Linked DNA regions of Homo sapiens: region 1 is linked to region 2. The links are chromatin loops, found by intact Hi-C in ENCODE. Cell type or tissue: A673. All regions are shown on one strand. Each heading gives the region's core, and the rest is flanking DNA. Links, peaks and the distances in the headings are about the cores only. Region 1 overlaps ITGB3BP (integrin subunit beta 3 binding protein). Region 2 has its middle 86 kb from the start of LINC01739.

What was found. A loop is a pair of places that touch in the nucleus more often than their neighbours do. Peaks named below come from ENCODE experiments on the same cell type or tissue, not always from the same donor. Only the 100,000 strongest peaks of a DNase experiment are listed, where the experiment ranks them.
Region 1: a loop joins it to region 2, with 4 times the contacts of the local background. A loop is called at or near these places in 2 of 110 quality-filtered maps.

What each region holds. Positions count from the first base shown.
Region 1 is chr1:63,440,366-63,443,233 of GRCh38, forward strand. It overlaps ITGB3BP (integrin subunit beta 3 binding protein), which reads right to left. Exons shown (of 9, transcript NM_014288.5): 9 at 405-738. Among named protein-coding and RNA genes, the nearest start is that of ALG6, 74 kb to the left of the region's middle. In A673, for the core only: a CTCF peak has its summit at 1,453; a DNase peak (open chromatin) is centred at 1,436.
Region 2 is chr1:62,925,382-62,928,298 of GRCh38, forward strand. No RefSeq gene overlaps it. Among named protein-coding and RNA genes, the nearest start is that of LINC01739, 86 kb to the right of the region's middle. In A673, for the core only: a CTCF peak has its summit at 1,482 (motif pointing right); DNase peaks (open chromatin) are centred at 1,530 and 2,580; H3K4me3 peaks cover 424 bases; H3K27ac peaks cover 2,500 bases.

The DNA.
Region 1 (2,868 bases), core at 369-2,868, 520 kb after region 2:
ACACCACAGAATAACTGAAATTTAATATTTCAAAATAATTTGGAATGGATCACATATTGCCCCTTAATAAAGGTCTTTTCTTTAAATTCAGTACTCTTTGTAGTTTAGTTCAAAAAAAACTTCATATTTTAAACATTTGTACTGAAAAAATACACTCTAATATTTTATAAATGGTGTAAAATTTTAAAACCTTGAAAATGTTTTTTTCTCTATAAGCATAGGAAAATAAAAACTCACTCCTGAGATAGAGGCTACACAATAGACTAGATAAATCTTTAAAAAAATTTCTACAGAATCTATAAATTAATAAGCAGCTGGGGCTTTAAATGGGAAAACTGGTACTTAATTCCACTCATCATTACATTTAATCTGAATTTCAGAAAAACACAGAGTTCTACCAAAGGTGCCACTTTTATACATGCTTTATTAAGTCTACCCACAAATGCTAAAAGTCCACAGAAGTGTATGTGGTACAGAATATAAGTCAAGATCTTCCTCTCCATGTTGGCTTACATTAAAGAGCCAAGAAGAAATGTATTATTTACATTGAGATTATCTACTGGTGCGTGTAGAAAGTTTAAATTAGCTGCAAGAAATTTTATCTAGACATGCACCTGCCAACTGCTACGAGCTGGTATTTACTGGGCAGATTAATTACAAATATTTCTCTGTTCCTTTAAATATGATCAGGCAGATGCAGAAGTTGGTGCTCATGGTGAGTGCATTTCTTCTTAATGCCTGTGAGATATAAAAGATAATTATATTATCAAGAATTAGTTAACATGCACGTCATACATGACTTAAGAAGTGATTTTAACACCTAATAACAATCTAGTTTGGTACCTAGTTTAGTTAGATGCTGCTGGCAACCTCTCATTTGCTTTTTTCTTTTGAGACGGAGTCTCACTCTCCCCCAGGCTGGAGTGGAGTGGCATGGTCTCGGCTGACTGCAACCTCTGCCTCCCGTGTTCAAGTGATTCTCCTGCCTCAGTCTCCTGAGTAGCTGGGACTACAGGTGTGTGCCACCACACCCAGCTAATTTTTGTATTTTTAGTAGAGACGGGGTTTCACTATGTTGGCCAGGCTGGTCTTGAACTCCTGACCTCGTGATCTGCCCACCTCGGCCTCCCAGAGTGCTGCGATTACAGGCATGAGCCACTGTGCCCGGCCTTATTTGCTTTTTGATTATCTTCACTAGTAACTGTCAATATGACTACTCTGACATAGCACTCAGTATTCTTTACCTTATGTGACCATACTTACATGAGATACTTCTCAGAGAATTTTAAAACTCCAACAGGGCCTACAGAAAACTTATTTACATGCCTTTGTCTATAAGCCTTAGGGGCCTTTCAGCAGGTGTTTCCTCCAACAGCTGCCCCCCGCCCAAAAGACAGTATTTACTATGACAGATTCCTATTCAGAATATGTCCCTCTGGGGACTCCTAGTGGTGGTAGAGGCTCATGTCTCTTCAGCCTTAGAATCCTTCTGTGAGAGAAAGCCCTTGAAGGAAGCAGCCTTTGGCAACTAATGGCATACATTACCACAGGGCATGTGGGAAGAGATCTTTAAAAATGACCTAATAAGGCTGGGGGTGGTGGCTCATGCCTGTACTCCTAGGCCAAGGCAGAGGGACTGCTTGAGCCCAGGAGGTCAAGGATGCAGTGAGCTATGATTGCACCATTGCAGTCCAGCCAGGGCGACAGAACGAGACCCTGTCTTTAAAAAACAAAAACAAACAAACAGATAATCCCATCCTGAGGTGATCTGTCTGCTGTGAATTCCCATAACACTGCTTATTCTTCATTTGGTACTTACAGTAGAGAATAATACTTCTCAGTCTGAAGGGGAAGAAACTTCTGTCAACTCTTCCTCTGTACTCCATGGAAGTGTGACAAATTTGATTGGCCAAAGTCCAGAACATTCATTGGTCTACATTTTACTAGTAACATTACACAAATTCTTCCCTCCTTGTAGTTTCCCTATCACTGTCTACTCTCAATCCCAGTGGACCTTTTTTATTATAATACTTCCTAATTTCATGTAGTAGGGAGACCAACCCATTCTATTGTGCTGACCTGCAGTCAAGCATGTAAAAGGCAGGCTTGTGGTCTTCACAGCATTAACAGTCACACGGACTTGGGGGTCTATTTAAAAGATCCAGCTTTTAGGTTCAGTAAAGTGCACAGAATTCAAGATTTAAACTTAGTGTGAGAAAGAAGAGGTTGCATTTCTGCTTTAAGGCAATCTACCTTAGTTACCCCAAGCTTCTACTAGAGAGCCTGCCATGTTGGGGGTTATCAATTCCACCACCAATCAAGTTGATACTTTGATCCTCATTGGATGCACAATCCTTGTTTGTACTTGTTATTGGCCAGAACTTAGAAGAGTCTGAACTTGTATCATTTATCATAACTTGCCTTATATTTTGTGTCCTTATTAGGTTTCAAACTGTCATAATACACAGCGCTTTGTTCATACTAAGCCTCATCCTTGTGTTACCCAAGTGATTCATCCACATTGTTACTAAAGTATCCCAATATCCCGTTATCATTAGCCAAAATGTTTTTCTCTTCCCATCTTTTGATGGTCTTAGCACTCTGGCTGTGGCCTCTGGGTTGCTGTCACCCTTACTTTCTCTCTTATTCTAGCATTGTTTCACAAAGGCTTCACTTTTTAAAGGCTCTGGGAGTGAATCTGTATGGGACAGTCCTCCCCACTGAACAATTACAGGTCAAGAGGAATAATCACTGAAGTGTGACAGAGGGCTGGAGCAGTTGTGCAGGTAGGGAAGTTGGCCACGGTGATATCAGGAGTACTGTCAGGTTTCTAGGGCATAAGGACAAAATCAGGAGTTTCATTCACAT
Region 2 (2,917 bases), core at 330-2,829:
GAATAGTTCCCATAATTGTCATTGAATGAAAGTCAACAAGGACACTATTGGCATTTAGGGATGGGCAGTTCTTTATTTTGCAGATTTCCTGCACATTCGATGATGTCCGTTAGCCTTGGCACCCCCATAAACATCATGATAACCGAAAATACTTCTATTAACTCCCTTTGTGATCTGGTTGATTTTCATAAACCAGGAAGCAAAAGGAGGAAAGGGTCTTTTCGGAAGCAAGTTGCCAAGGCTTTTGTTTTAACAGCTGAGAATCAAATGGAATAGAATTAATCTGATAGAAGGTGGGAAAGATGCCCAATTTCCCTTGCCTGCTTCAACCCTATAGGCTGGAAGAAGGAAATACTCACGTTTCCAGATGTCCTTGTACCTAGTGTTGATCATAGACAGAGTCTAGGCAGGAATTTATAAGTGGAAGTCTGCTGAGGGCCCTGGGAGGGAGTTGACTTTTCTTGATTAAAAAAAAGATAGAAATGGCACATCCTTTTCCTGTCCCTCCTGCCTTGAATATAAATGTGATGGTAGGAGCTACAGCAATTATATTGCAACCATAAGCAAAAACCTGTTTGAAGCATGTCAGCAACCACCTACCTTCAGACTTCTTAGGGGGTGAGTAAAATAGTCTTCCAAGCCTTATTGTAAGTACCAGCAGAAAGTGTTTCTGATACAGCACTATGTAAAATGATATTTGTAAAGTTTACTTGGTAATACAGAAATATTTTTATAATTTAATACTGGTGAAAAAGCAGGATACATATGAGTATGTAGGGGTATTTCCACTATATAATCCTTCCTTAAATGCTACAATAACTTATTCACATGCAAAAAGGTACTCACAGAAATTATTGCAAATTGTTAAGAGTGGGGTTTTTTTTTTTGCATGACTAAGGCTTATTTTTGTTACATTTTTCTAGTCTCTATTTTCCAAATTTGCTTTCATAAGTCTATTGCTTTTAAACAGAAGAACAATGTGTGTATATAATACACACACAGACACAGACGTGCGTATATTTGGAGCTAGTGCAGCCTCTGGGTGCAGTAGTGAAAGGAGAATGTCTAGATCCTAAGATCTTCTCACTCTCTCACTTCTCACTCAATCCTCTCACTCTATTGAGCTCCCTTGGGTGTGAGTGCAGAGCTGTTGAGGGGTCTACAACGCAACGTGATGAGAGTACAGGAGCACTGTGATCATTCGTCTTGTGATAATTAAATTGTGAAGCAGAGAAGCACAAGAACTATCTTCAAATATGTGCAGGACTCTCATGTGGAAATGGATATTAGTTCTTTCCATCCTTTATTCATTCACGCCAAGTATTGACAGGGGCCATATGACAGGTAATGGGTGAGCCCACTATTAACCCCAAGCAGCCGTGGTTCCCTGCCTTCATAGAATGGGCAGTTTATGAATGGAAAATAATAATTTATCACATAATTACAAAACTATACCACTTTCAGTAATGATAAAACCTATGAAGAAACAGTAGAGGGAGCTGTGAGAGGCAGAAACCTAATCTAGTTTGGGGAGTTAGTCTAAGACTTCCCTGAAGAAGCCTTGTTTGAGCTGAGGTCTGAAGAGCTAATTAGAAAAAGCAGACAAGAAGAGGGTTTCAAACAAAGGCATTATGCAAAGGTCCTGGGGCCAGTAGGAAAGTTGCCTACCTGAGCAGAAAGAGGCCTGGGGCCTCTGCAGCACAGAGCATGAGGGCTTGAGTGGCCTGAGATGAGGCTGGTGAGGCAGGCAGCGGCCAGATCATGCAGAATAAGGACTCTCAGCCTTAGGCTCCCTAAGAACCATGGGTCATCATGGTGGGTTTTAATCGCAGGGGAGGTATTATTTGCATGGTGAAAAATTCCCTTTGGTTGTACTGGATGTGCAAGTGGGTGGGGGTGAGTAGAAAAACCTCAGTTCTTCATCACTCCAGAAGGGACTAGAGTCCATGGAAGGAAGTGACAAGAAGAAAGATTTTGGCTAAATATGAGAAAAAACTTTCTAATGATGAGATAAATAAGAACTATCACAGATTCAGCCATGACAAATTGGGAGACACTATACTGAGTTCACACACTAAAAATTTTTTTCATTCAATTCTCACAACAATCTTAGAGGGCAGAGACTGGTGTCATGCCACTTTACAGGTTAGGGAATGAGGCTCAGAGAGGTCAAGTGACTTACCAAACATCACACAGGCAACAGGTGGTAGATCCAGTACTGGAACTGAGTTCTGGCTACTGCTAAAGTCCTTTCTTCATCGCTAGGCTAGGCAACAATGCCTCCCTCCACCAAAAAAGACCCGCTCTCCCAAGTGGGAAGACGAAAGTGGTGACCTCCTCCTTCAAGGGCTTCCTGACCTGGGAGCTTTTGCGTTTCCAAGAGTGACAGTGCTTGACCTGCTTCACCCGCACCTGGACATGGCTTGGACTCTGAGAAAAGGAGGCTTTTCTCCTTGTGTCCTTTCCTAGGGAGCTGCAGATGTCTCTGTCCTCCTTCCTGCCTAAGATCACCCCCCAGAAAATCGTATTCTCCTTATAGCTTGGAGACTCCCTCTTTCCCACAGTCCTTGGAGAGAAGCCAGGGGCTAAGAGCCCCGCTCTGGAGCTTTCGGGAAGCCTCCTTGGAGGCTGCCTTGCCAGGGAGCTCTGCCTTCTGCTTTCTCTCAGGCCCTGGGGGAACGCGACTCCATTTCAGGGCTGAGGAGATGAAGAAGAGGAGGCTCGTGGAGGCTGACCTTCTGCGGACCTGAGCCTATGCCAGTATAAACTACCTGGATCAAAGGAGCAGCATCCTTTGCTATCGGATGTCATTGGTTCACAGGAGAAAAGTGAGAGATTAAGAAGTTATCAAGTGGCTGGGCGCAGTGGTTCACTCCTATAATCCCAGCACTCTGGGAGGCCGAGGGGGGATGGATCA